Regions from separate parts of the Mus musculus genome. Here region 2 is linked to region 1. A link is a loop called in an ENCODE intact Hi-C map of the cell type or tissue named here. Cell type or tissue: left cerebral cortex. All regions are shown on one strand. Links, peaks and the distances in the headings refer to the core of each region. The heading gives the core; the rest is flanking DNA. Region 1 overlaps Fxr1 (fragile X mental retardation gene 1, autosomal homolog). Region 2 overlaps Ccdc39 (coiled-coil domain containing 39).

What was found. Peaks named below come from ENCODE experiments on the same cell type or tissue, not always from the same donor. Only the 100,000 strongest peaks of a DNase experiment are listed, where the experiment ranks them.
Region 2: it touches region 1 in a loop (2.2-fold over the local background); 3 of 42 quality-filtered maps call a loop at or near these places.

What each region holds. Positions count from the first base shown.
Region 1 is chr3:34,037,879-34,053,724 of GRCm38, reverse strand. It overlaps Fxr1 (fragile X mental retardation gene 1, autosomal homolog), which reads right to left. Exons shown (of 17, transcript NM_001113188.1): 2 at 14,146-14,198; 3 at 12,569-12,662; 4 at 7,622-7,693; 5 at 7,140-7,288; 6 at 6,666-6,759; 7 at 5,977-6,093; 8 at 4,402-4,572; 9 at 3,572-3,650. Among named protein-coding and RNA genes, the nearest start is that of Fxr1, 26 kb to the right of the region's middle. In left cerebral cortex, for the core only: no CTCF peak of the experiment used is centred there; no DNase peak of the experiment used is centred there.
Region 2 is chr3:33,824,114-33,839,959 of GRCm38, reverse strand. It overlaps Ccdc39 (coiled-coil domain containing 39), which reads left to right. Exons shown (of 20, transcript NM_026222.2): 3 at 736-882; 4 at 1,996-2,154; 5 at 2,928-3,020; 6 at 3,116-3,244; 7 at 7,241-7,432; 8 at 9,200-9,303; 9 at 9,803-9,935; 10 at 13,311-13,505; 11 at 14,405-14,569. Among named protein-coding and RNA genes, the nearest start is that of Ccdc39, 12 kb to the left of the region's middle. In left cerebral cortex, for the core only: no CTCF peak of the experiment used is centred there; a DNase peak (open chromatin) is centred at 8,575.

The DNA.
Region 1 (15,846 bases), core at 5,150-13,149:
TAGGAATGTCATACTGTAAAATGATACAAAATTCATACCTTCAGACTTGACCTGTTAAGTCTTTCAAACAGCAGTTATTAAATATCTAATACTTAAAAGAAAAACTCCAAAGGTAACATGGAGGTGCTGTTTCCCTATTATAAATCTTAACCCAAAGAATCAATGTTTAACTCAAGTATCTGGTATATTCTTGGGATGTAAGTAACAGCAAAATTCCTTCTTATGTAGCAGCAGCCTTGCAACAACCAAATCAACATCACAGTTTTATTTTTAAAGCCATTTACACAAAAGCTAGAATTTGGGGTGGAAGGAGATAAAGTAAGTCTGTCATGCGTGCTTGAAAGAACAGTTTCCAATACATACAGAATAGCGGCAACAGTAAACTGAGTGGTAGAGCATAAACACATTCTTCTGATGGGCTTTTTCAGCCTCTTGCTCATCTCAAGCCCCTTCCCTTCCCCATCAGTAAGCCTCAAGGTAAAGAGCAGACACTGAGTAGCTTAGAACAGTCATCAGAGTTCACATGACTGGGTCTTCTCAGAGAAGCCCTAGCAGCAGCATGTCAAAAGCAACCTGCACAGATTACACAATGAAGCTTAACAGCAGCTTCATCCTCCAACCTGCTAAAATAAATACGCAATGTATTTTCAGAAAACAAATGAGGTTGATGGGCCCTAAGCCCTTCCCCCACAATCTTGTTCACTTGCTTCTTGGAACTACACCAGTGGTGAGTTAAGCATCCATCACCCTTCTGGGTCCTTGGCGGGGACCTACCTTCAAGTCTTACTTAGTCCCACCAGAGACCTTCAATATTTTAAATGATCATTTCCACAGTTTAAATTCCAGAGCATATTGACAAACTGAAGCAGACCTGTAGTATAAATTGAGCATTGAGTATAATGTTGAAGGGACAAAGTAAAGAAGTGATTAAAGGCTTCTTCTAAGAAGTGAATGGTTTTGATCCATTGTCATTCAAATCAGTGTTCAAGAAATACTGTTCTGATTTTGGACAGGTGGGAATGATCAAATACTAGAATGCCTCAAACACAGAAAGTGATCTATCGTCCTCTCTGGAACTTACCCACCAAGTGGTCCTCATCCCCTCTCACTCCTCAGTTCTCCTCTTTCATTTGGATTAAGAACATGTATTTTTCAAAAGACTGCTTAACCCATCAAGTACTTGAGGACAATATGGTATTGCTATACATGACAAGCAACAGAAGCACCGCAGGTTCAGCACTGTAAAGTCGCTCCTGCTAGTGCATGCTTTCTAAAGAGCACATAAGCAATTCAAATCACAAAAGCCAAACAAGACAGGAGAGTGGACAAAGGTACATAGCATGGATTCCCCTCTTTGCATTGATAACTAAAGAACCAGAACTACAAATATATCCAATTTCCGTATTTCTGAAATATCAGGGATTTTTATTCATTATTAATACTACAAAATCCAAAAAAAAAAAACAAAAAACAAAAAAAAAAAAAAAACAAGGCTTATCTTTGTAGAATTCAGCTGAACAAAACTTGATTTTCTTTTTACAAACCCACCACTGAACCCCTTCTTACTAGTGAGAAAGCCTAGTTCAGTTAAATAATGTTCTATAGAATAGCTACCAAAATCTTAGCACTTCATCCATATGAATAATTGACTTAAAGAGCACAACAACATTTTCAAAAGCAGCTCTTGTGGCTGGAGTATGGTTCAGTGGTAGAAGACCTACCTAACATGGGCAAGGCCCTGGGTTCAAACGCTTATAATGGAAGGAAGAGGAGAAAAGGAGAAAAATAGCAGGATAGTAAAATTATTATGTATGACAGGGCAGCACGTTGTCTCAGCTCGTAAAAGCACTTGCCATATAAGTCTGGCAACCTAAAATTAATCCCCAAAACTCATACAGATGTACACAGAGAAACTGCCTCATAGTTCTCTCACCTTTACCCAGAGAGCCCAGGATTGTGTTCAAATAGTTTTAGAAATTCAAAAGTTCTTTTTGACAACAATAATCTTTTAACAAAGTTTTACATTTTCATGTTTATTAAAATTATATAATATTCAGTTTTATTATCTTCACTCATCACATAAAGCATTATGCAGTGAACAATGGCATACCAAAACTAACAGAATTTGTATTAACTGGCAATATCACAGCTACTTAAATGAACCAAAAAGCCTTCTACATAACTGTTAGTAGCAGAATTACAAGAAATAATTTTTTCTGCTAATCACTATTTTTCCTGTGTGAACTCCCCATGTGGAAGCCAAAGATCAACTTTGGTTATTTTTCTTGATTTGTCCTTGCCTTTTTTATTACTTGTTTGTTTCTTTCTTTATTGGGTTGAGATAGGCTCTCTCTCTTAACCCAGAATCCATTTATTCCCAGCCTGACTAGCTGGCCATTAAACCAGCAGGATATGCCTCCCTACAACAAGGCTAAAGATGTACTTGCTACAGAAGGCTTTGTAATACAAGCCCAGAGGAACTGAGCTCAGTTTGGAAAACTAGCTTTCTACCCACCAAGCCACATGCCTGCCGCCCTACACCACCACTTAAGTGTTCAAGCAAGTATCTTTAAGAAGGTAAGTGTTTTATATCTTTTCCAACTTTATTTTACGGGATATGAGAAAATACTACATAGATAGTGAATTACCCAATGGGCTCAAAGAAATTCCCTAGGGTCAAAAAACAAGGAGACAAAACTGCATGACTTGCTAGCAAATTCCTCCCTATTATGTTAGCACTTAATTTTACACTTACAATTTTGGAGAATCACTAAGTTCTTAACATATATCCAAAGTCTTCCTCTCTCCATCAAATAGCACAAACAAACAAACCAACCAAAGAGGCATGACACCATTCAGTACAGCACTTGAGGCCCTGGGTATGGTATGATCCTCAGCCTCTCAAAGACACAAAACCAAAGACAGAGGGCACATCAATAGCAGCTTCACTAATTAACATACCTAAAAGTAAGTTGAACCACTGCAAACTCAAAACTGTCAACGTATACCTCATGAATACCATGAGGAGTAATTATCACTGCTGGACGTGACAATGTAAGCATCCCTCCTACACCCTGCTCCTCCCCAAGGCTTCTTACCCTTATTCTATGCTTTTGCCACAACCATCATCTATTCCCGGCCTACTGTGTAGAAAGGAGCTTATTACTCTACTATCAGCCCAGGTTTGCTTTTATTTCCACTCTAAACAGAAGAAAACAATTATCACAGATCCTGGAGGACCTTCACCATCATAATTTTGATGGGCATATAAATGAGAAAAGAAGACATTAAACAAGAAATAATAAGGGCCCAAAGGAGAAGACTTAAGGAAACCTTTAACAACAAATCATTACAAGAATTATGAGTCTTATTAATGGCACAGAACAAATACATCTTCCTTTCTAGATAGAAGACAAAGTTACAAGTCACATAAAATGCTTCCACAAAAAAACAATACAGGCTGTCTAACAACACGTATTACACTAAGGTAAACAAATTATAAAGCTAACATCCAATTAAATAAATTAATTTGCATTTATAATATTCATTTAACTTTTATACAAGTACCTACCAACAAGATTCCTGGGAACTTGAATAAAATCTTCCACAAATTCCAAGAAACCTCTAGCTTTTTTTACAGCCTCAGCACTCTGGATAGAGGAAAGACAGACAAACTCCTGTTAACATTTTAAAACAACTCCAAGCCCAAAATATATAAAAAGGGAGAAAACTCTTAATTGTAATAGTATGATACAAGTTCTGCTCCGTCTACTCCAAGTTCAGGTTAGGTTGTTTGTTAGGTAACTCAGTGAGAAGCGCTTGCCTGCCTTATACAAAATCCCGGGGCTCTCTCTTCCCAGCACCATAAAACAGAAAAGAGTTCAAGCTTTAAGCTGGACACAGTCACAGTACAGCAGCGCAGTCATGCACTGAGCTCAGGGGAGGAGATCACCTTTCCTCTGTGAGGCTAGCTTGTTCTACACAGCAACATCCTGCACATAAAACAAAGTTGCTTTGCTTGTCCAGAGACACATTTTTTAAAAAGACCTACTGATAAGATTATTTCAATTTTATATTGTGGTAATTACTTTCATTTCTTGTTCTTTAAACATAGTTCAAAAATAAATCTTCACGAACTATAAGGTAAACACCATCATCATTATACAGTGGAAACAAAGTTCAGTCGACTTCTAAGACTCTACTCCAGGCAGTATTAGTTCAAAGCCTGTCCTCCTAACGACGGAGGCCTCACTGGCTACTTCTCAAGATTTCAGAAATAAACATTGTGTTATGTGAATCCTTATCTCAAAACTGAAAAATAAAATGACAGAAAAAAATACGATGGAACAGACTGCTAAAATGCCAAATTAAGTGACCAAAGGCAAGAAGCAGACAACTTACCTCTCCATAGATTCTAAACGTTCCGGTGTCTTCATCTAACTCAATGGCAGTAACTCCAGGAACCTTCCTAGCTTGCTGTATGTTACTGCCATGCGTTCCTATCGCCAGGCCCATTAAATCTTCTCTCACAACAAATTCTTCATGAAAAGCTGCTGCAAGTTGTTTTGTGCACTAGGGAAATGAGAGAAATTAGGAATTTTTCTTTTGTAAAACTTAAAAATAAAACAAAACAAACAAACAAACAAAAAAAAACACCAACCCTGATGTTCACCATCATTCAACATAATCAAGAAGTAGAGGGGAAAATCCATGTCAACAACTAATAAATGCATAAACATGTGGGCTAGTCACACAAAGCTAACACCAAAAGAGGAAAGTGGCATAGGTGACATGTATGAAAGCCAAGAACATTAAGATTACTGTCCTAAGAGGAACACATCAGTCAGAAAATACTAACTCACTTACACTGACGGAACCAGTTATCAGTTAAAAAAACAAAACAGTATGCTGATAGCTTCCCTAGCATAAACAAAGTACTGGGACGTACCTCAGTGCTTGAGAAAAAAGTCTTTTTTAAAGTATGAAAATTGTTATTGGGCACGGTGACAGGGTAATCATGCATTACATGCCAGTCTCAAACAAACAAGCAAGCAATAGTTTAAAAGTAGCTGTGGGGTGTGAAGGGAGGAGGAAATAGGAAGCTGCTGTTCAAGAGTTTCAGTTTTTAATATGACAAGTTCTGGAGATTGACCAAGAATGCTAAATATGTGAACGGATTGAGCTAGTCAAAGATAGTAGATTCTGAGTATATTGCATTTATGTTTAATGTCAAGACAAAAGAAAAAAAACCTATGTTTAAAGTCAAGACAAAAAAACCTAAGTTTAACAAGGTCAGCAAAGAATCTCTTACAGAATAAAGGAAATTCATCATAAAATTGAAGAAAAACATTTTCAGTCTATTTAATTCTAGTCACAGGAAACTAATTCTAAAAATTATTTTCATGAATTAGATACCAGCTCAGATGGCTGTTTCAAAACGCAGTTTAGACTGTTTAGAACATCTAAGTAAGGGCAGTCACAAATCTGAGTTATAAAACCTCTCAATTTCTCCAGGGTCAAGTGTGTGTGTGTGCACGCGCTCACTCGGCTGGGCAGAGTATCATCACAGTGGCAGTGGACAAGTAGGTGCAGGTACAGAGCACTGCCACGGCAGCAGTGCCAGCCTCTGTAAAGTATGCTCTTTCCCCTTATAGAACAACTGCTACCATAAACTAAGGTCACATCCGACAGGTGACAGGGTAGTAAAAATCAGATTAAAGGCAGAATAAAGAAAAATAAGTAGTTTTTCTAGGTATGCCCAGTTACTAATCGTCTAAGCCCCGAAAAGAAAGCTAAGCAACACTTAGCACAATGAAATGTTAGGTCTGACATAAGTAAAACAGAAAATTAATTTTCTTAAGGACTCTTGGTATTAGCCATAAAAACATAGGTCTTAGGTGGCTTTCTGTTGTTACAAGTCATGTATGTAGTTTGAGACACAGGAAAGCATGAGACATAAAAAGCAAACCAACTTACTTCTAAATGCTTAGTGGCCTCTTCATTTCTGGACATAAGCATCAACTTCGTCCGAATACTTCTCAAATGCATATCACTTAAGATATTTACTCTCTTCACAGTTGCTTCACTGGCCGACTACAAACGAACATGTTAATCGCTCAAAAACTTAATTTTTTCAAAATAATTCCAAAATGAAAATCATTTAAATGAAGCCATCCTTGATTCCTACCTGCGGCTTATTTATTTTCATACTAAATTCTCTCTCAAACGTAATCTTACTTTCTAATCTGCTGAACTTACATCTTAATCTTAATCTGCTGCTCAGAATGCGTGTTAGCAGGGGAAAAAAGAAAAAAAAAAAAAATCAAGGATTTTACACATTAAGGATCTCAAGATGTCATGGAGACCGATGAGTAATTTATGAGCCAGGCATAATAGCCCACCTTTAATCTCAACACACGGCAGACCGACACGACAGGACTGCTACTTGTTGGTCATAGACAGCTGGGAGTAGTTTTATCAAAAAGTCAGCCAAAACAAAAAACAAATCGAAATATTTGTTTCTAACTTACTAAAGGAGAGAAAATTAACATAGCTTAAAAACAAACAAAAACCCATTATTAAAAGTAAATTCACTATACACATTATAGCTTAAGAAACACCTAATAATATGGATGGTCATTAATTAAATTATGATCTTATCTTACCAGTATCATTAGCTGGGTAGTTTCAGGATGATAAAAGATTCTGCATGCTCCTACTGCTTTCTTAAAATCTTTATGGGCATTTTCATTAGCACACCTAGAGAGAAATGAATTTGGATGCAAGATTTCAGTAGTGGATTAAATTTAGGAAGAGCATTATGCAACCTCAGTTTGATAGCACCCATTAGAATTTAAAAGTTTTTTTCTAATGCTTACTTTAGTATTCCTAATTATGTGTCTTTTGTGGCCGTTATACACACTTGAGTCCAAGTGCCAACCAGAGGCATCAGAAGCCCTGGGGTCCGGGTCACCCAATTTTAGTGGTGGAAATCAAAGATGAGCGAGCGCGCTCATCTGCCAAGCCATCTCCCCGCCCTTTATTTACTTCTGTAAGGTTTTCATTGGTTGACTGAAGAATGACATTGTTTTGTAGACTAAAAGATCTCAGCTTATAAACAATGCAATGTGACTACTCACGCTTCTCTCAGGTCCTCAGGAACATCCACTGTGCACTTAAAGAAGGTATTTTTTTTGACAGTTTTATTTTGATTGACAGGCCGAAGTCGTTCAAATGTGACTATTTCATTGTAAGTGGCATCACAAGCAGCATATTCAATGACATAAAACTAAAAGACAAAATTCTTTTAAAAGCTCATGTGAACAGAAGTACTAAGCTTTAGACGGTGTTCTAGAATCCCCTCTAAGTACAAGCGCTAAGCATACCTTTACATTACCAACATCATTTACATAATAAGCCAAACTACAAATGTTTACAAGCATGAACCTTTATAGTTGTAGCCTTGAGGAATACGGCTAAAAAGAATCCTTGGTGTTTGGCAATAAACAAAATTGAAATTAACAATACAGGAATGTGTTAACAACGGATTAACTCTATCTATCGGAGGTGACGGACACAGCAGCTCAGAGTTAAGGTGCCTCCTTGGAAAACAGTCACTTACCTCGCCTTTCATCATCCGAACTTTAGCCAGCCACCATCCACATGGCTCTTGGTCATTTGCTCTTGAATATACCTGAGGAGCAAAAACATTCCATTATCTATCCATCCCTAAGATTTTGACATTAAAAATGTAAATGGAAAATCTAATTGAACTCAACCAAATGTTATTACTGAAATGAGCAAAAGAGAAATGCACTTTAAGGCTGAAAGCTTGAGTAACAGTTTTTGGAAATCTATCTTAACAAATAACTATTTAAATAGTTTTAAATAAATTTAAAGAAATGCTTCTTACAAGGCAACTGTATTAAAATATGTATAACATGTGCCAACACTGCTCATCAAAATTAGGTTGTTTTGAAGAATTAAAAATATTTAATTAAAATTTTAAATTTCAAAATATTACAATTTTTAAAATAAGGAGGCTCACGACCACCAACTGTCAAAAACATGAAGTACAATGTATTACACGTGTTTATCTGTAAAGTAAAACATAAGACACACTCAGTTCATCTAATATAGTAAACACATCTTACAAAAACAGTGATTTTCCCATTTTATTATTTCGTTGTTGTTTGCTTTGTTTTCAGATAGAGTCCCCTAATAACTCAGGCTGCACTAAACTGTTTATATCAGTAACAGTGTTGACCTGAATTCCTGATCCTCCTGCCTGTACTTCTGCAGGCCATTTTTATAATTTCAACTATTTGGACTAAAACAGAAAACACCACAATTCAGATAGTTGTTCTGTTTCTGTATTTGAATCTGTGAAATCCTTATCCTGAAGGTTCTGGCTTGACTAATTAGCTTGGCAGGCACAATCAGTCACCTGTCTATTAATTACTCAGCCTCTTGTGGGTACAACTTATGTACTGAAGTTCTGATTGCTGGGTTCTTATCCCTAAACCTTCCATTTGGCTGTCCATGATCCCTTACAATTAACCAGTAAATCAACAAGCCTTCCTATCTATCCTAGAAGGATATTCAAAGAATGTCAGCTACCCTCTACTAACATGCAAAAAGTCAAGATTTAAAAGAACATCCATTAAAAAATGCATTTCATAAAACTATCAAATACAGGACTGAGCATATCATTCAGGAGTAGATGTATGTTCTTTTGTTTTCATAAATAACTTTCACAAACAGCACACACACACAGCTTTTCTAATTCTGTGTTTCTGTGGTATGTATGCCAAGTGTTCTTCTCTATTACTCTCTGAACCTAGAACTCCTATTTCTTTGAGGGAGATTGGTGACACGTGAGTACCTGTCTCCTCTTCCTACCAACCAGTGAGAAGCTGGGATTAAGGTACATGCTAGCACTGTTACCTGAGTGCTGGGACCCAAGCTGAAGTCTTCACTGTGCAACCACTGCTCTTCTAAGTCATTCTCCCTAACAAGTGACCCTCTTAAAAAGATTTGGCATAAGCACATTACTGCTTTTTGTTGTAAAAGTAGCAATTCTGATCTCAGTTTTGGATACATCCATACCACGGAATTGTATGTTTGATTAAAAATAAAACATGTGTGAGCAAACATAACAATCTCTTTGATGCCCTCATCAGTAGTTACAATTAGTACATACAAAAATCACAAATATTTAATATAGTCAAAGTTCTTACATCCTAAAATTATTTATATATGCAAAGGAAAATCTAAAACACACTCAACTCTAGCCAATTATATTTGTATATAATTATTATAATATTTTACTATTAAATACTTAAAACATATTTAACTTAAACTTTTTCCTTAAAATTTCAAGTTAACAAAGTATGATTACAACTTAATTTGTGATATTTCACAAAACCGTAAAGAGCAAATTTTTACTAGGACTGAATCATGAAATGGAAAATGAAGTAAAACAATCTAGGAACAATGATTTCCAAATCTCTGACATGTTTTTGTCACAACTAGGAAAACTACGTCACAGATGGTTTTAAAGTCAGGATAAGCATTCCTAGGCAGAGATTAGGGAAAACAGTGTTAAATAAAACATCTTTAGCCCTTCAAGACCAATAAGTTGTGGGGTTTGTTGCTGATTTAGAGTGCTCCCCCACCCCTTAAACCAGAGGTTTACAATAGTATTTTAACAGCAAAATAAAAAGAACAAAAATTATTTAAAACAAATCAAATCAAAACAAAACAAAACACCAGCCAGGCATGATGTCACACCTTTAGTCCCAGCACTTACTTAGAAGGCAGAGGCAGGCTGATTTCTATGAATTTGAGACCAGCCTAATCTGCAAAGTGAGTACAGGACAGCCAAGTCTATTACACACAGAAAAACTTAGTTCTGAAAAACAAAACAACTCTTGAGCCGGGCGTGATGGTGCACGCCTTTAATCCCAGCACTCGGGAGGCCGAGGCGGATTTCTGAGTTCGAGGCCAGTCTGGTCTACAGAAAAAAACTCTTAAATCTGTCCTCCAAACACTTCTAATTGAGAACACTTTGACCTTGAGACATTTTCCTCTCTGAGAAAGTCATGTTTGATGAAGTATAAAAGACAAAACTAACATGGAAACTTCCAGCATCACTGCCATAATTGAGAATCTCTTAATTACCTCTGCTGGCAGTTCCTGTCTACCCAGAAGTCACTTGGCACTATTTTCTGAGGTCTTACCACATCTCTCAAGAACTCTACTATAGTATACTGGTATACTGTATTAGTTATTTTCATATTGTCATGACAAAACACCGTGACCAAGCCAAGTTATAAAACAAAGCATTTATTGCGGTTGGGGGGGGGGGGGGTCCTCAAGGTTCCAGAGGGTTTTGAGACCATGACCATCAAGACAGGGAGCATTGCAATGGAGTAACTCTGAGAACTTTCATGTTGAAACAACAAGCACAAAGCAGAGAAAAAAACTAAGTGGGAATGGCATGGGCTTTTGGAACCCAAAGCCTATCTACCACCACCTCCTTCAACAAGTTCATACCTCCTAATCCACCTCAAACAGTTCTATCAACTTCAGAATAAGCATTCAAATATTATAGGCCTATGAGGAACATTTTTATTCAAACTACCACCTACATGTAAATTACAGTTATGGATCTCTTAACAAACTTAATGGGCTTATTTTGATAGAAGTTAACAAAAAAAGAGGAGTGATTGCATTTATTACTTAAGGCTCATAGTACTGACTCAAAATTGTAACATAGCTTTGTGTAAAAGCAAAATAAAATAGTAAAACCACCTGCTGTTTTACTATCTGTGATGGTTAATACTGTCAACTTGACAGGATCTAGAGTCACCTAGGGAACAATCCTCTAGCTGTGTCTATAACAGAGCTGGGGACAATGACCCTAAGAAGTGCCATCTCATAGCCTGGGATCATGGACTGAGTACATAGGTGCAAGTGAGCACAGCACCAGCATTCTCTTCTCTGACTGCACAGAACATGAACAGTAGCCTCAAGTTGCTGCTACTATGCCTTCCCTACCAATATGAACCGTACACTCAAATTCTGGGCCAAAATAAACACATCTTTAAGTTACTTGTTAGGTTTTTCAATGAGGAAAAGTTAGTATACTATCCCGGCTCTATAAACCAGGCAAAAATGAGACTGGAAAAAAACTCTTTTAAAAATAAAATAAGCATAGAAGGGTGTTACAACTTTCTTGCAAATTTAAAAATTTATACCCTAGCCTTCCAGTCTACCATCTTCAGATCAATGCATCTTCTCAAAGATTCTGTTTACAGTAGACAGTGACAGAAGAGACCCACAACTAGCCAAAGTGCAAATATAAGACTGCAGACTGCTCAGCCCGAAACGGAACAGAATCTGCTCTTTCCAAGAGATCATGGTGGAAGAGGGGGCAGAAAGAATGTAAGAGCCAGAGACAGTAAATAACTACAAAGAAACAGTATCTCTGGTCACAGCAAAGCAGCTGTGTACTCATGAACTCACTGCAGCTGTGACAGCTGCACAAAGCCTGTGCAAGCCCGAGCTAGACCAAATCCACAAATTATCTGTTGACCAAGCAGTCGCCCCAATTATAGATCTATTAACAACTGCTAGCTGCTAGGAGAAGGAGAAATGGTTTTCAGAGACTAAACACTCTTCTGTGGAAGATCATATCTCAGAGTATTTGGTCCTAAAGCATAAATTAGTCTTAAAGATTTGCTTTGTTTTTTAATGGGTGGGAAAAAAGACAGTCTGGTAGATAGGTGGGGGATAGCAAATATCAAAAATTTTATACAAAACCCTCAAAGAACTAAAAAATAAAAGTTTAAATAAATAAAATAGTACTGTGATGACATTTTCAACTTGGGGAGGTGGAGGAGGGGGGTTGAAAGTACAGGATTTTATACATGGCCCAATATAGTCTCAAAGGAGTTCGAGAGATTATACACACGCAACACTATGCCCAGCAACAGCAAGCCCATTCATCAAAAATAGTTAATGCTGAAGACAGGGAGCAAGTTACACAAACAACAGCACACTGAGTTCAACCAGCAGTGGGGAAAGGAGGTCAAAACGCAAGATGAACCATGTGCTTAGTAGTAGGATTTTTGTGTTTTGTCATTTTTTGATTTTCTGTAATTTTTCTAGATATTCCTACAGTATTCCACAAAGCAGTTCATATATACATAATACATAACCAAAGATATTGAAGCACAAGCCACTAAAACTAGCTTTAGAAAGTGACTAACACTATACGGTTCTGTTCTAGGTTTCTTAAAAAAACCCAAATGCAATATCACGTAATGTTTTAAAAAACTTTTGTTTTTGAAAAACTTGATCAAGCCCACCAAAGCTAAAAATAGCAGCATTGACACATGAATCTATTTCTGACTTAAGTCTCCAGTAACACTACATCATAGTCACTGCCAATAAATAACAGGAAAAGGAGCATGGTTATATCCAGGAGCCGGAGATGTGCTCACAAGGATAGTTATTTAGGACAAAAAATAAGGCAGAATAACGAAAACTTAAATACACATACCTCTACTTCATCTCCTTCACTAATTTCTTTTTTTATATCAGGTGGTGGTGGTAATCGCACTTCATTAAACGGAACCTGGCGTTCTGGTTGCCAACTGAAGGATTAGAAGAATTAGTTAATACCTGTATTTTAGCAGATCCTAATAGGGCAACACTGACTAGTGCTATATATTTTCTAAGTTAATTTTATCATTCAGAATGTCTCAAGAGAAAAAGAGAAAAACCAAACACCTTATTCTTTAATTCATTAAGCTGACAGACTTTTGTATGATTCTTGATAAGCTTTATAACTAATTCTGATAGATCCTAAGAAGGGCAAATACATCATACCCTGCAAACAAAATGGGCTAATTTAGCAACAATGACTAAGGTCCATTCACAGCTATCAAACAAAAGTGGTGAGATCAAGAATATGACATCAAAAAGATCCCAACTTCATAAATTACAAAATAATAAAAACTAACTTTAGTGTACATGCTCACAAAAGAAATGATCAGTTCAGGAGCTGAGGAGATGACCCAGTGGCTAGAGAGCACCTGCTACTACCTTTCAGCACACACACAGTAGCACCAATTCCAGATGATATTCTCTTCTGGCCCCTGAAGAGAATGGGCATGCACGTGGTACAGATATATATGCAGAAAAAGCATTCATACACATAGATTTTTAAAGGACATCTTTAAAATATACAGTTCAAACTCAAGAGTTTATGTCCAGATGGGAACTTTGTGCTTCGCGTGCTCACAGGGCCAAGGTAAAATCTTAGCATATACATCCTCAAAAAAGCAATAAAACTTGTAATTAGTATCTAGTAAGGGCATAGTCATCTTTACAGCAACACAAACTAACTTAGCTACTGTTACCTGACAACGTTTTATAGTCAGATGTCATTTTCAAGTTTCCATAGGCCATCTAACACCTGGGAGATATCCTCCACATAAAATGGTGCTAAGTTGAATGCCGAGCAAGGAGACAGCTTAAGTCTAGGATTTCGATGCCCTTTCTTTTCTACCATTATTGTCTACATGGAGCTCACAAAGACAGAAGTTAGCTTAACATCTGTCTCTCCATAAGGCAGCTGTCAAGCACATATCTCTTCGAAAAGTTGAGAGCCATTCACAAATTCAACAATTCTTTGACCTTCAAGTTAACAGGTCCTTCTATACAACCCTTCCCAACCCAGCCTAGTATATTTGTCTTCCTCACTTATAACTAACTGCCTAGCCTCTACAATATGAAGAGAATTACTATCAATTCTTAACATCAAACAATTAAAGATAGCCTCAAACTCACTACTGTAACTATTTGTACCACCGTTTCAACTTCAGTCTTAAGCATTATGCTACTTGTGCATCTACTTCTGCAAAAACAAACAAAAAGCTGCTTACTGAATCATATCCATACATATCTTGACAAAATAAAAATGTCAGGTATATTGTAGATAAAAAAGCAAGTGAAAGATTATCAAAACTGGACTTGGAAATCATAAGAATCAAGCACTAAAAAGCAGAATCATTTTCCTATTGGCATCAGTAAGAACAATCAGCTCTTAAAAGTTAACATCTACCAATAACTTACTTATTTTCAAAAACAACTGTGAGGGAGTCTTCGTGGACATCTTTGATAAATCCCTGCATAAAACAAAAAGTTGTATCAGCATTAATGTTATTATGTAGCTCTAAAAACCTGTAATAGTGATAAAAACTATAGAATGACAAAAGGACACTGGTAAAGGAAGACCAGGGGGCACCAGTCTGTCTCAGCACCATGGAAGCTACAGCAGGAGGACTGAGCTAAGTTCTAAACCAGACTAGTCATACAGTGAATACCAAACAAGATCAGGCTACACAAGACCCTGTCTTTAGAAGGAGAAAAATAAAATACCCAGGGCTAGAACTATAGCTAAGTTGGTAGAATACTTGCCTCCCATTTTCAAACACTCCATCCACAGCACACTATAAAATAGTAGGACAACTCCAGGAGGATCACAAACTCAAGGTCATCTTGGCTACAAGCTGAAAGCCAGCCTAGGGTGTGGGAGAGACTGAAAGAGGGGATAGAGAGAGGACAGACAAAGACAGACACTTTCCACCTTACCCACAAACAAACCCACATTCCCCACCCACCACAGAGTTTACAGAGACTGTTCAGATGTGAATTTGATTTTCATTTCCACCATTTGTAAAAAGCTGTTCTTTAGCCCCCTTGAACTCTGGTTATAACAAAAACTTACACAACAAACACAACCCATACTCATCCTTGGAGCACTGGCATTAGTTGGGCGAAATAAGTTGTTTGAGAGTTCAGTAATTCAGTAAGAGCTAATGACCCAAACTCTTGTTGCCAGGTAACATCCTAACTCTGTAACTCACATTGTAATCTAATAGAGTTAATTAGTTCTCATGTATCAGAAATTAAAATTTAAGTAATATTCAACAAAGTACCTAGCACTATAACTATTACATTACAGCCCAACTCTGGAAAAGCATGACATTTGAAAACTAGTCATATTTTTTCCCTCAGAGTTAAAATTTTCAGAGCCAGAAAGACAGTTCAGCAGGTAAAAGTACCGGCCATGCAAGTATGTCAACCTGAGTCTGATCCTGGGAACCCACAGTGGAAGAGAGGACTCCCAAAAGTATTGTTACTTCTACACACATGCTATAGAATATGAGTGTCTGCACTCACATATTCAGTTACTTTCTCAAATTGGACTATAGTTAATATAATTCCTCAAAACCATAAATATATTACCAACAAACATAAAATCAATGATCATTTTCTAGCCTTAAAAGGTAAATTTTAGAGTAACTGTGTATCTTCATTTGACACAGAGCCACAATTAGAGCTATAATCAGTATATAATCAGATGGCTAAGTAAAACAGCCTGGGTTATTATAGACTCCAACCATCCAATCAACCAACATCAGACAGTCAACAAAGAAAAAAGTATAATGGATTGGGGGTGGGGAGGGGAATAACATACCACATAAGATTTGTTTTTAAGTGAAACAGAGCTGCAAATTCCTCTCTAGTCCAGTGCTTCTGTACATAATTTAACCCACCAGCCAATTAGTAAATATTTTTCAACACTTATACAACTCCAAAACATGCACTCAAGACTAGCCAGACACACACTGCACTTGGTACTTGGGTAAAGCAAAACAAAGAAATCCTTCTATTCATGCTCCCTTAAAATCTGTACTCAAGTGTATGTCAAGATAAACTTGAAAAAGACAAAGACAAGAAGTATAACTGTTGTTAAATAACAGAGCAGTT
Region 2 (15,846 bases), core at 3,751-11,750, 210 kb after region 1:
AATTAATTTTTCTAAACAATACTTAGGATTCCTCCAGATTTGATGAGTAATTGATAAACTATTATGTCTTCTCAGCTCCTCACTACACTCTTGAGTCAGGATTGGAGGAAAAGAGGGGCTCTGTGGGAACACCTTACTACCATGGAACCTGGATTATGAGACCAAAGTCAGTAGTCTTCCCCCAGGGCTAGCAGCTTTGACACTGTAAAATAAACACTCAGAACTCACCCTTGAAGGGCTCTCTAACCAGAAAATAGTCTTTTAAGAAACAGAGCCAAATACAAAGACATAACTCTGTACTAATACATTCTAAGAGATGTTTACTCCTCCGCATGTAAATAGTTATCAGACTCGTCTCTGTTAAGTAGAACTAGGTGATTAATTCAATATAAACCCCATTTTCTCAATTATTTATAACCAATATTTCTCCCTTTTTGGTAAGGATGAATTATAGCTTCTAGTTTTCACCTTCCCAGGTTCTTTTCTTTAGTTTCTGCCATATAACTCCTGAACTCCTGACAGCAGTCCTCTGGGAAGTCCGTGGCTAAGCTCCTCACGGCTCAGCGCTGAGAGACAGCCGCAGAGGAGCCACATGCTGCAGTGGGTCAGATCCTACCCTGGTGGAGTTAACTGTTCAATCTGAGCACTTGGGCTGGGGCTGCGTCGTGCAGTGATATATTTCATACTATAGAAACATATATCGAAGTGCTTCTATGTTGTGTAATTATTTTTCAGTCTCTTTACAAAGCAAGGGAGAGTGAGATCGAGAGCGAAGAACATTTTAAGGCCATTGCTGAAAGAGAGCTGGGCCGAGTCAAGAATGAGACCCAACTGCTGGAGAAGGAGATGGCGATCATCCGGGAGCGCAAGAGCCAAATGGAAGTGGGTGTGGCTTGCTGCGGTCCTGCTTCTGAACCAGCTCTCTCCAGGGAGAACCTACCTTTTCTCTGAGATTTATTTACATGGTTCCTCCCTCCCGCCCCCATGAAAAGACAGCGTTGTGGCTTGAAAGAAATGATCAAACATTGCATTTCTGCTATTAATAAGACTTACTTATAGGTGCAGGCCACACTGTTAGCAGACAGATAACTTTCGGTTTTAAATTTCACCTCAAAGTTTTACCTTTTATATTCTTCTGTCAACGTGGGGACCTACCTTGGTTAGCGTCTCTGCTGCTGTGAGAAAACACTGACCACAAGCAGCTTGGGAAAGAGGGCTTGTTTGGTTTAGAAGTCAGGACAGGAACCCGAGCAAGAGCAGAAGCAGGAGCCATGGAGGAGTGCTCCGTGCTGGCTTCCTTGCAGACTCACATCAGCTACTTTTCTTTTATCTCCCAGGAACACAACTTAAGGTGTGCTGGCCCCTTCTGTACCAGTAACTAGTGAATGAAAAGAATATTCATTCACATGCGTATTCTAATTATGTAAAGTAATGTTTATAGAGCCAATATAAATAACGTTTACTGATTTAATGCACGTTTTCTTTTCTGGTTATAGATTCATTAAGTGACAACATTTACAGAAATAATTTATACCCTGTATTGTATTTACTTCAATTGGAACTACTTCCAAATCTTTCTGTAAGAGACCTCGTTAGAGTAGCAGACGTGACTGGAAATGGGCTGACTTTGTCATCTGTTTAAGCAAGCACGTCAAGCAAGCTATTTTAACTGACCCCCACACTCACATATTTGGGGTGGCTTTGGTTTGGGATCTAATGGGTTCTCTATGAGAGAACTGCCCTAAAGCTTTTTCGCAAGAACCTTGACTTAACCAACTGTTTTTGACCTTGTCTGATTACCTCTGTTTTATAACTGAAGAATTAAAATACAAGCATGGTAGTAATAGAATTGAACATACTATACCACAAACATGTGGAAGGCAGAGCTTGGCTTTCTCCATTTGTTTGGTTGGTAGTATAAAGTATGTGTTGTGATGTTTGCATAATAAATAATGTTTTGTTATTGCCTGTTCTCTCCTGTTCCTTGGAAAGTAGAACAATATATTTAAAACTACTCAAAAGCTGGATGACTTGAAATGTCAGATGAACTGGGACCAGCAAGCCTTGGAGGCCTGGCTGGAAGAATCGGCTCACAAAGACAGTGACTCTCTGACCCTTCAGAAGTACTCTCAGCAAGACGATAACAAAATCAGGGTGAGACGTTAGGCATTGCTAGAACCGCTTTTCTCTAAGTCCACCTTTAAAACATGAAGTCATAGTCACTGATTTTGGAGGCAACTGTCCTTGAAGGTTTGGGGCCAGGCTCTTCTTTGAGAACCTTTTGGGATGAAGTGTCATTTCTCAAGAAGAACGAGTGCAGTCAAATCCTCCAGCATGTTGCTGCCTCTGAAGCCATATGACCCCCCCCCCCCCACCCAGGAACCTGAGTTATGACTTCAAAGGACATTTCAAAGCATTTCAGGAGAGAAAGTTTTAGTCATCCTAAAACTATTAATTAATTTTGGATACTTTGACATTTGATTTGAATATTCCATATAAGTTCTACTGATTTGAGATACTATTGCAGTTGATAAGTTATTTTTTGTAATTTATACTGTGCAAATTTACATTGTGTAAAATCCACTTAGTAGCTCATCTACTGTGATAGTGAAGCTACTGTCGTACAGCTCCATTCTAGCAGATTAAATACCAAATGTGCTATTTTAAATATTTTTAAATGGCAGGTTATGTTTGTATTTTTCTCCTAACTTGTGTTATAAGCCATCTTAGAAACAGGTACATTTCCATGGGGATATATGCAAACAGTACATTAATGCTTTGGGAGCTAGACCATAAGAAAATATATATTATTTTATATTGTTTAGATAGTGTTTACATAAGATGTAATGATACAGAATGCTAGATATGCTATATGCCAACTTTAATACATGATAATCATAACTATTTTCCATGTAATCACATCATAGGCCCTGACTCTGCAGTTAGAAAAGCTGACCATGGAGTATAACGAGAAGAGGAAGCTTCTAGACAGTGAACTGACAGAGACGCTAAGTGCGCAGGTTGGTCTCCAGAGATATTTACTTCTTAACTTCCAAGGCGATATTTGCAAAAGCATTTAGATTAATGGAAGTGTCATCTTCTGTTTGTTCTGCAGTTAGAATTAGATAAAGCTGCACAGGATTTCCGGAAGATTCACTTAGAACGGCAGGAGCTCATTCAGCAGTGGGAGAACACCATTGAGCAGATGCAGAGGCGGGATCAGGAGATAGACAACTGTGCCCTGGTGAGCGAGCTGCAACCTTGCGATGCCGTGCTACTGTCTCCCGCTTACCGCATCAATTTAAAATATACATCATAGCCTGGGGTGGTGGTGCATACTTTTAATCGCAACACTTGGGCAGCAAAGGGCGGCAGATCTCTGTGAGTTTGAGGCCCCTGGTCTATTTAGTTCCAGGACAGCCAGGGCTACATACCAAACTAAACTGAACCAAACCAATCCAAACCAAACCAAACCAAACCAAACTCAACCAACTAACCACCACCATAACAAAATAGCATGCTGCTGTTTGAAAGTCACGTTTCAGCAAGATATAATGGTCCCGGCAAATGTTTCTCCAAGCCAAGTCAAGCATTTAGCAATGGGCCTCAATGGACATTATTTATTTATTTATTTATTTATTTATTTATTTATTTATTTATAGTATTATTATCCTTGAGAACTGAGATTTCCTTCCAGCATTCCAGCCCATGGTTATCTGTTGTAACTCGGGTTTCACAGGTTGCTCTTTGGCCCCAAGTTCTAGGTATGTAGGAATGGCTGTGGTAGACAATTCAGACAAGGAAAGAGATACAGAAGTCCTGGCTGCCAGCGTGGTCCATTATTGAAGTCATGGCACCAATGATGAGTGATAGCTGAAATGAGGCAGGGATGGTGTGGGAGTAATTCATGGGGATTTAGGAGAAAGTTTGGACGAAATCATTAAGAAATGGGATGTTGCCAGGGCATGGTGATGCACGCCTTTAATCCCAGCACTCAGGAGGCAGAGGCAGGCAGATTTCTGAGTTCCAAGCCAGCCTGGTACAAAGTGAGTTCCAGGACAGCCAGGGCTATACAGAGAAACCCTGTCTCAAAAAACCAAAAAACCAAAAACCAAAAACAAAAAAACAAAAAGAAATGGGATGTTGGTAGACACAGTTAGAAGATCAGGAGGGATGATCTTGGAAAGAAGAAATTGAGGGAGAAAGCAAGCGGCAGGGAGAGGTGTTAAGGCCACTCTTCCTCTACTGAATGAAAAGGCAAAGAGCAGAGGTGCCGGCAGTTTGGACTTCTGAGAAAAGGCTGGGATGCTTGTTTGTTGTATTGACAGAAGAGCCGTGCCTCCCTGGAAAGAACAACAGAGCCATTCTGGTTTTGACAGCAACAGTCCTTGAAGGTTGGAGCCAGTGTCTTCTCTGAGGATGTATTGAAATTAAATGTTGTTTCTGCAGAATGACTGCAGTTAAATACCACACCGTGTTCATTCTGAACTCTTGAGGCTGACATCGGTGTCTACTTCTGGACATCCTGTTACTTTCAAACCCCAAGCCCTGTTCCGTAATGTGCCTCAAGCAGGCCCAGGATCACAGGTTTCCAGCCAGCGGTTTGCATGTAGCCCACGACTCTTCAGTTAGGTGTTTCTTCCAATCCTTCTCCCTTTCTCCAGCTTGTGTCTTGCTACCAAGACACATTTGTGTCAAACCCAGGGAACTACTTAGTCACCAGCAGCATTGTTAAGAAACTTGACTGCTGCTGTTAGTATTAACTTATCTGCCTGAGTGGCAGAAAAGCTAATGTGATGACGGCTTTCAAGTGAGCATTTGAAACGTGTAAGCTTAGAAGAGTCTGACAGTCCTCTGGCTGTACCAGCACAATAGTGATATAGAACACTACATTAAGAATGTCAATTGATAAGGAGGACATATAAGAACACTACCTTAAAAATTAGTTATTTGATAGAATCACCTTTGTTGAAACTTAAATATACTTTAAGACAAGTTTTCCTTTTAATTCATCGGTTCTGCTGTCCCGAGTAACTGATAAGAACCCTGTTGCTCTGCTTCCCGGCTCTGCCAGCCTTCCTGTTGTGCACTAAGAGCTGGCCCTTTTCAACTTGGCATTTGCTTTTCTTCTCCATCTGACCCTAGAAGCCCTACTTTGCTAGCCTATTTTTTTCTGCCTTTTCTTTTGGGTCACATTTCAACCATTTTGTTATGACCCCTTCCCATACCACCCTTCCCACTTTATGTTTCAACCACAATAAATGCTTAAAATCTATCCATATTTGTTTTTAATTATTTCCTTTATTTTTGAGATTATGATATAATTACAGTATTAATTCTTTCCCTTTCCTACTTCCAAACTCTGATGTGTACCCCTCTTTGCTTTCTTTCAAATTCATGGCCTCTTTTTTCATTAATTGTTGTTACACAAACACACGCACGCGCGTGCACACACACGCGCGTGCACACACACACACACACACACACACAATATTGACTATATACTATAAATATATTGAATGTAATATAATGAATATATGTTTATATTATATGCATACACATGTATATAACTGTAGCCTGCTCAAGCTGTATGATGATACTTGTATGCATGTTTTCAGGCTGACCATTTGGTATCAGACAGCCAGTAAGTTTGCTCTTCCCTGGGGAAGACCATGCCTCTCACTCTCAGCATTCCTTAGTTGCCTATAGTTCTTTCTATAAGGCTGGGGCCTCCTCCTCCTCATCGTCATCTTTTCCCTATTCACTTTACAATGTCTATTGTTACCATCCTTGTTTAGCTCAGGTTTAGGTAATCACGTTGGTGAGACTTTCCCATTGTAGTTTTCGATGTTACTAGGAGACATCATCTCACAGTAAATGCCCAGACTCTGGCTTGTATAATTTTCCACTCTCTCCTTCTCAATGTTCCCTTAGCCTTAGGTGTGGGAGTGGACTGGGCTCTACACTGTGCGTTTTGACCGGCTATGGTTCTTGGGAATGGTCTCAACGATCACAAAGAAGTTTCTTTGGTGAAGGATGAAGTCTACACTTGCCTATGGATTTAAGGACAAATGCTTGGAATGTCGTTAGAGATTACGCTGGTTTAATAAAGTGTAGCTTCTCCTCCAAGATCCATGACCTCACCAACCCTGGGGAGTTGGCTACGTTTCTAGTATCAGGAATGATTTTCCACGTAACTTGGCCCTATATCCAATCAGAGAGTTGCTGGTTACTTCCAAGGTCTGAGTGCCACCATTGCACCCTTAGGCTGTTGTGCCATGCTGCTCGTTGCCGTGCTTCTTAGCCTCCTAAGTGGATGACTGGTGGTTGACTCCTTCCTTTGGAAGCTTGCATGGCACCTCTTAGTACCACTAGCTCTCAGGGTGGAGGAGCACTGCCTGTTGATGATGTAGTCAGTGGCTCCTGCCGGGGAGGAGTTATTATCTTCTTTTCCTCCTTTTACATAAGATACAGAACTCCGAGGGTTATTTTTATTATTGTAATTTCAAGACCGCCAAACAGCCTAAGTGAGGACATTTTCATTGAAGCCAATAACAAATGATGTATTTTTGTTTTGTCTTGTTTTGTTGCTACGGGGTCTCTTTGTATAGTCTAGACTGGCCTCGAACCATGAACTCAAGGCTGTTTCAAACCTGAACTACTCCTCTCAGCCTCCTGCGAGCCATGTGCACCATATCTGGCGAAATGTTACTTTTAAAAGATGAAAAATTGGGGGTCTTGACAGTATTTAGAAAATTTCACTGATGCCTAAGATTCTCTTTGCAAACTACTCAGTACTATTTCTGGTTTTGTTTCTTTTGGGAGAACTTTCCCTTTCTGTGTAAAGGCCTATTCATTTCCTTGCTTGTCAGCTCTTCCAGATAGATGCAGAAAATATAATAACATTTAATGATGTGAATTCAGAGATATTCAAGCACAGCATATTGACAACCACATCCTATTTAGCTAGGGGTGATGGCGTACACTTTAACCCCAGGCAAATCTTTGTGTGGTTAAGATGAGCCTGGCCTTCACAGAGACTTCCAGGCTACCCAGGGCCTCAGTGAGACCCTGTCTCCAAACAACAGCAACAACACACTCCCCACAACAGCAAACATTTTTAAAGACTTTTTAAAATAAAAAGTAAGTGTTGAATATTAAAAAATAAAAACTTAACTCCCTTTTGTTTTAGTTGGAACTTAGGAAATACTTGAGCGTATGCATTTGTCTCTATCTTTAGGCATTATCACGAATAAAGCAGGAAGCAAGAGAAAAAGAAGGCGTGGTGAAAGAGAAGATCAAGTTTCTGGAAAATGAGGTTGAGAACAACATAGAATACGAGAGAAAAATTTCTGTTGCTGAGCGGAAAGTGTCCAAGTGCAGGATGGACTACCAGCGTCACGAAGGCAACAGAAGTCAGCTGAAGGATGAGGTGTGTCACCCGAGCACTGGCCTGCGGTCACACAGAAGCTCAGTGGCACTGGAGAGGCCTGCTGGCTCTTTCCCTGAAATCTTTGAGTGTGTGTGTGTGTTGACTGACACTGCCTTTGTGTGGCAAATGCAGCTCACAGCATCAGCTCTGACTTGATATGCTGACACTGGGTCGTGTTTCCTGAGACTCGGTACTGCTGACTGTTACCTATTGATGCTCTCTTCAGAAAACTGCCAGGGCCAAACCTTTGCTCGTTTACAGTCCTTATGCTTTTACTCGCAGTGGGCAGCATGCATTGCTTGTGTGTTTTGGATGTGGACACTTTATCAGATCTGTGGTTTGGAAGTGTTCTGCAGGTGGCCTTATGCAGTATGTTGGTGTCCTAAGCTGGGCAGAGGAGAGCGAGCCCTGCTTCCTTGTACTTTTGTCCTTTTTTGAACAGTTAGAAAGTAGTAGATCTCACCTCGAGGTTTTAGTCCACGCTGAGTTGATTCCATATACAGTACAAGAGAAATAACATGTTATTATTTATATTTATTATTTATATTAAGTAATACATGTTATTACCTCGCACTGTGGGTCTCTGGTTTTCCCAGAGCCATTTCTGGAAGGCGCTGCCTTTCCCTGTTAAGGGTTTTTAGGAAGTCTGCTGATGTATACAAGCACATGGATTTGATCCTGCCTTCTGTTCTGTCCCGTTGGTCCAGGGGTCTGTCTGGGGACTAGTACCATACTGCTCTGATTGCTGTGGCTGGAAAGTAGGAAGTATAATTATCCAAGCTTCATTTTTCTTGTTCAATTTGCTCTAGGTTGTTTACATACTCATTTTATAGCCCCTTATGCATTTTAGGGTTGTTTTATCTTTTTCTGTGATGGAGGAATTCTTATTCACCAGTGGTGAGAAAGCAAACTTATATTACCACAATGGAAGTCAACACGGAGTTCCTTAGAAAACTAGTTATTGAACTACTGTTGCATATGGGGTAGTAGTGGCTCTCCTGGCTATATCTTAGATTTAGATTAACAGTCAAATGTGTGGAGGAAGGTGTGAAATGTCACTGTAGGCTGTGTATGAGGTGTGTGTCACTGTAGGATGTGTGTGAGGTGTGCGTCATGGAGGATGGGTGTGAGGTGTATGTCATGGGGGATGGATGCAGGGAGTTGGCTGGGTTGAATTTTGAGGTTTTCCATATCCAGCTGCATTTGTCAGGCTATCCTGACAGGTTATCTATTCACATCAGGGTATCTACAGCAATGGTTCTCAACCTGTGGGATGTGATCCCCTTGGAAGCACCAAATGACCCTTTCAAAGGGGTCACACATCAGATATCCTGTATACCAGATATTTACATTATGATTCATAAGAGTAGCTAAATTATAGCTCTGAAGTAGCACTGGAAATCATTGTTGGTCGCTACAACATAAAGAACTGTATTAAAGGGTCACAGCATTAGAAAGGTTGAGAGCCACTGATCCAAAGTCATATTACCCCTGAGCAGGAATAGTGACTACCTGTTTTTACATGCACTTTCAACTTTATATATGGTGATATTTATCATGTTTTTCATGTTATGAAACAAAAAGTCATCTAAACTTTGATGTGGGGATCAAGGAGAGCTACAGATAGGTATTAATTACACAAAGTTGCTATCTATATAGGTGTTATTTTAAGGTTAGAACTTAAAGTAGGAACAATAGCATTTCTCAGAAAAAAAAACCTTATTGAATGTGAACATGTAACTTTTTTTCCTGTCTAATGATAACTAGCTGGATACTTTAAAAACCACTCTCAACAGAACATCCAGTGACTTACAAGCTCTGAGGAAAAACATTTCCAAAGTAAAGAAGGACATCTTTGACGAAACATTAAGGTAAGAAAAACCCATATAAAGATATGTAAATATTAAATATATTTCTGGTCTATATTTAGAAATATATTAGTGCTTAAAATTATTTTTGTAAATATATGCAAGATTATAACTGTTAACGTTCCTTTTTTTGCTGGTGCTAGGTATGAAACCTAAGGTCTTGAATGTGGTAGGTAAACATTTACCACCCAGTGGTACCCCAGCTCACTGAGCTCTGCCTTAGCTCACTGAACCCCACCCCTGCCCACTGAACCCCACCCCTGCCCACTGAGCTCCACCCCTGCCCACTGAGCTCCACGCAACTTATTTGCTCCATTATCAAGCTCCAGATCTTCTTGTTTTATTTTGTTTTTCATCAGAGAGGCTCAGAGAAATAGTTTTATAGCCTACCAGATACATGATGGTAATGACAATGTTTGCAGCAGAAGCAACTAATCTTGTGTATCTGTGTCAAGTACTCTTTTAAGCTTGTTTTCTAAATTTCCTTACAAACATTATTTAGATTACAAAAACTTAAACATCACAATGAGGTTGTAAAACATAAATTAAAGATGATAACTGAGAAGACCCTATCTATTGAAGAGAAAGCTACCAACATGGAAGACATGCTGAAGGAGGAGGAGAAAGGCCTGAAGGTAAACCTTCTTTTGGATTTTTACAGAAGCACAGCAAATTCCCAAAGAATGAAGTACTTTGTGCTAGGAATTAGAGCACTGTGAAGCTTCAAAGGGCCCTGGTTCTGAAGGCAGCCCCACACTGTGCCCTGTAGCCCATTCCCTTCTGCTGCCTATTCTTCCATGTTTCCCCTGCCCGTCTGGTCAGTGTGTGGCAAGTGTCCTTGTTTGATAGCATCCTGCCTCCTCCTCATTCTGTTGTGTGCATTCATGATCAAACCTTCTCATACTCTGGCCCGCTGTGGGTATTCCATCAGCGTTTTAACCTCTTACAGCCCGGGGTCATTTTTGGCAAGAGGCCTGTGAAATGCACCATTTCACTAATTAGATGGGCCTCTTCTTCCACCAGTCTAGAGTGTGCTAGTGACAGTAAATCCAACTTTTAAGAAACCAGAGGAGGTTTCTTTGCCACCTTCTCTTTGGAATTTTGGAAAGGGCACTAGGTTTGTGGCAGGGCAGCCCTGCCTCCTGATTTTCCTGTCTTTTGTTGATGAAGGAGGCGAAGGGATAATGAAGATGGAGTCATCTCTGAGCACTTGACTAAATGGTATAAAATATGACTCTGCTTGCACCTGAAGATGCCTGGTTCCTCAGTGTGCTCTGAATTCCCAAGTAACAACGCCACATGCAGTGGTAGTTAAGTCCAAATCATGCCCTTTTGTTTCACCTGGCCTTAAGAACATGTTTTCCTATGGTACAAACATAAGAGCTGAAAAAAAAATCCTTGAAAGGCTGAGTATATGAACTAGGTAGGTCACAGAGGATAATAAAAGTTATGACATTTAAAAACAAATCAGGTGAATTGAGCTCACTATAGATGTTATCTGTACAAGACTTAACACAAATTAGGCCCATCAACATTTCATCATGAATGGAGAGAGAGAGCACGAGGCCCACTTCTCCCAGAAAGATGACTAGCAGTTAATGCTTGTTGCTGAGGCTGTCACTCTCTCTGGTGGTACAGCCACACAGAAGTTGCCCATGACCCACCCATGCTCAGAGGGTAACTTCCCACCCATGATCAGGCAAGTAACTCTAAACTCAGTGGACCTCACACCCAAAGAAGTCATAGGAGGCCAGGTATAGTGGCACACACTTTTAATCCCAGCACTCAAGAGGCAGAGGCAGGTGGATCTCTGTGAATTTGAGACCAGCCTGGTCTACAAAGTTACAGGACTGCCAAAGTTAGATAATAAGACCCCGTCTCAAAACAAGCAAACTAGCAAGCAAGCAAACAAGAAGTCATGAAAGAAGGAGGTAGACTCTTCAAGAAGAAAGGTACTGGTGATGGAGGGAGGGGACTACAGGATGAGAAATCAAGGTGAAACGACTACAGTTCAGTATACAAATGTATGAAACTGGCAATGAAAATAGAAATAAATAAAACCATTTGAAGACACATGGTAGGGATTAGAATATATTGCTAGCAGAGCAATGCTAAGTGAAGTTCTTAATAGAAGGAAATGATAGTAGGTAGATGACCCAGGCCTCCATAAAGGCAGAAAGAGGATTGGAAATTGCATTACAGAAAATACATTAAAAATCCCTCACATTTAACGAAGGAAGATAGATGAACTTGAAAATATGAGCACTGATACAGATGTACCAATGCTTTGTGAGAGGGCTGTGCTCTGTAGAAGGGATCTCCTGTTTGGAAATTCCATCTGTCAAATCAAGCTGCTCTAACTGTAACTGAGGCAGGAAACAGAAGGGGGGCATTCCAAGAGGAAGCAAGGATTCTGGGACAGAACAAGGTGTGGAGGTTTCCATCCAGGAACATGGAGGAAGTCCGAAGCATGGGCACTGAGCAGCAGTAACCAGCCACTCAGCAGAACTTAGTCTTTTTTTTTTTTTTTTTTTTGGTTTTTCGAGACAGGGTTTCTCTGTGTAGCCCTGGCTGTCCTGGAACTCACTCTGTAGACCAGGCTGGCCTCGAACTCAGAGATCCGCCTGCCTCTGTCTCCCAAGTGCTGGGATTAAAGGCGTGCGCCACCACGGCCCATCAGCAGAACTTAGAATAAAAGGGATAGTAAGTTATGGTCTAATTGGGGAATAACCAAAACTTATGGCCAAGGAATTTGTAAATATGAGTCTCAGAGTTGTTATTCTAGGAGCTTGGGGATGGGAGGAAAACCCACACTTCTATTGTGCTTGCCTCAGTGTTTGTTTGTTTCAGGAAAAGCTCAATGGACTTAGGCACCAGGCTTTCAAATTCTACTGAGCAGTCTTTGAGAAGGTCCTGAGTTCAGCGAGAAGTGACAATTACATGAGAAATACCATTATCAGTTATTGGTTATCTTTTGGTTTGTGAAAATTTGCACACATTAGTCATGGGCTTGTTTTGTTTCACATCGAGGTTCATTGGCTACGGAGTGGGAATGTGGTTATGAGGGAGAACTGTTTCAGTATTTAAAAGTGTTAACTTGTAGTTGGCCTGGTGGTTGGCAGGTCACAGGGAAACTCAGAATGTGTTGGTCATGAAGCTTTCAGGTCAGGGTAGGTCCTTGAGGAGTGTCAGGACCAGAAACTTCCTTTTCTGTCCTTGAGGCCAGCACAGAAGAAAAATCAAGCAATGCAAAGGCTTAGTGAAGGGCTGGACCAGGCTTTGCCTGGCACTGACTTCTACACATTCTCAAGAGCCAGTAGTAAAATTTTCAGCATTTTTTTTTTGTTAAGTTCATTACTAAAACTAGCAACTATTAAAACCTAAATTTTATGTAAATGCGTATACACATTATATTCAAGTCAGAAGTAACATAGCATTCATCATTTATAAATTATACTCTGTGACTAGCTGTGGACTTGAGGTTAAAATGACATCTCTTACACTTGCCATCTATACGTTGCTTCTGTATGTCATCTCTGTAGTGGTGCAACTATACCAGTAGTTTGAAATTTCCCACTGTGCACCGGTGTGCTTACACCGCAGAAGGAGTAGTCATCCTTAGTCCCCATCCACCGGAGAGAGCTGATGGCTAAATGTGGCCCTAAAAAGCTTCAAATTGAACAGTATGATTTCTTTTCCGTTTTTATATCCTCAAGACTGTTCAGTGAACTCTGAACTCACAGGGTGTCTAGTTCTCAGGCCAGGGCAATATTGGATGGAGTTAGGATGGTAGGTCAAATGACACAAGGATAGAAAACTGCCAACCTTGTCTACCAGCACTGGAGATAAGAGAGTGGGGGGATTGGCCAAGCTTTGGGAAGACCTTGTATTTTCAAGGGCTAAATGTTGACGGGAACTTTTGAGCTCCTAAATTTGAATGATCATGTAAATACAGATTTTAAACTATTATAATTTAACTAACTGTTGTAACTCCTACAATTTCTTTTCAGGAAGTGGAGGTTCAATTGGGCATAGTAAAAGACGTGTTATTTAAGAAAGTCCAAGAGTTACAGAACGAGATAGCGAAAGAGAAAGCCCTGGTATCAGAAATTGAAGGAACCCGTTCCTCCCTGAAACATCTTAACAAACAGTTACACAAACTGGATTTTGAAACCCTGAAGCAGCAGGAAATTATGTACAGTCAGGTAGGTGCTCCTCTCTGTGAGTATCTCCTGTAAGGACTTTAGTGCCTCTGGTAGTTGAGTTATCCTAGTGCCCCATGAAAATGAAGAGTTCTAAGATAGCCTAGATAAACACTCAGCTGGTGGCAGCTGGCTCCCATGTTAGGATAATAGAGGCTTGAGAGGGTCTTAAAAGCTACTACTGTAATTTTTAATCTAAAAAGAAAAAAAGGCAAGGGGACCAACACTCTGGGGAGGGAGAAAGGACTGTGTGTTAAAGGACCTGGAGCAGTGGGTCCCTTAGTAAACTAAAGTCTGCAAACATGAGCGTCTTCCACCCACTTTATCTGCACAATACAGTGGAATGCTTGCCCCTTAGTTTTGCCTACATACCTACTTCATGTTCATGTTTATTTTCTAACACCTCCCCATACATCTTAATTTCTTAATCTGAAAAAATTCTTAGTTTCACAATAACACAATATCAAAGATGTTAAAATATAGTGAAAAAACCAACTCATTATATGTTGAGTTTCCATGGTTATCATGACAGGGTTTTTTTTTTTAAGTTTTAAAAATTTTTTATTCTTTTTATCTTATTTTTTTTATCCTTTGAAAAATGTCCACCAGGAATCCTCATTTATTCAGATCCTGTGATCTCCTAAGGTCCCTGATGGCACCGCAATTGTTCTCTGATGAAGTTTGTGTTGCTGTCCTGCATGCTGACTGTTGAGCAGTGTTGTTGCTCCCCTTAGGCTAGGAAGAATTTTATCCTGATTTGCTGGAGGACCAACTTTACTTTAATAATTAATAATGCCAGACCAAAGTTAAGAGCACATGTCAGATGCTGCGTCAACATTTAAACTGAGAGGCTCTTGGTGTTTGCATACACTCACTAACTTCTCTTTTAAAACTATTAACAGGATTTTTACATTCAGCAAGTAGAACGCAGAATGTCACGATTAAAAGGAGAAATTAATTCAGAGGAAAAGCAAGCCCTTGAAGCAAAAATCCTTGAACTTAAGAAGACAATGGATGAGAAAAAATCCACACTTTCCCTTTTGGAATCCCAGATCAAGAAGCTCCATGTAATTCCCTTTCTTGTGGTGTTTCCATCTCCTGATGCGGGTTCCACACGGTCCCTATGTGGTCAGAGTGATTCCCAGCTACCCGCACACACAACGAACGCTTGCCTTTCTATACTTTCTATGCCATGCTCTTCACTTGAGCATTTAATTCGTATAACTGTTGTATCACAAGTCTCTGCCATGTTGTTTTGCCTAACTGTTATAAATGCCTTGTAAAGAAGATGATTATACTTATTATAGGCTAAGACACTTGTTCAGGGGTGCACAGTGAGTTCAGAGAGGTAGGGTTTAAACTCCATTTGACTTCAAAGAATTCTTACACAGCATAGTGTGTAGAATGTTGGGAAAGTCTGATTTCTGCCACAGTAACTGAATTAGTTCTTATTTTTGAAATGCTATCAAGAAGCTTTTTTTCTTTTTCTTTTTTAAATGACCTTGTTCCCATTTAACCTCACAGTTATGCTTGAAACAACGACAGTTAGAAGGGAAAAGTCTTCACTTTTAGGGATTTGATTATGTTTGTTGTAAGGTAAACATCAGTTAAAGTTTAAATTGTGAGAAAGGGCGAAGGAAAGGACAGGTTGGAGCTGGAGGTTGGGGTGTAGGGCTAGGGATGAGCTCAGCCCTCAGCACTGTTGGAAAGGCTGGTGATGAGTGGCCTCTAGTGGTCATAAGTAGAATTGTCTTGATTTACTTAAGAGCAAGACATTTAATTTTAACATGACAGCTTTTAATTTAAGTTCATGGTTTGTAGCTTGATGACATAGTCTTTGTAGCTTTATGACATAGATTTTTATGACATCTTTCAAGTGGTACCTTGTTTTTTTTTTTGAAAATAGCACAGGCTTTGGGATCAGGCACACATTTGAATGTCAAGGTTATGTGGTACTGCTATTTTAATGCTCCGAGTGTTTTCTCATTAACTAACAAGAAAGGGCGGGGAGCGGGGGGCGGGAAGCAGAAACAATGCATGCTAGGTACTCTCCAAACATGGTCCTGTTTGACAATTTAGAGTAGAACCGGACTGTAAAGATCATGAGGAGTGGGCTTCTGAGTTGCACTGTGTGGGGAGCCTCAGTGTCTTCAGGTTCCTAACCACCCCGGCACACCTATGCCTATTGTTTCACACACAAACTCACAGAAATGCAAGTGAATTCCAAGTTGAAGCTGGGTAAACCATGGAGATGTGTTCTCAGCAGGGGTCAAGGCTGAGGGCTTCTTCGAGTGAGTGAGGTCTCACTCTTCTCCAGAGCTTACTATCCAGAAGGGAAACCAAC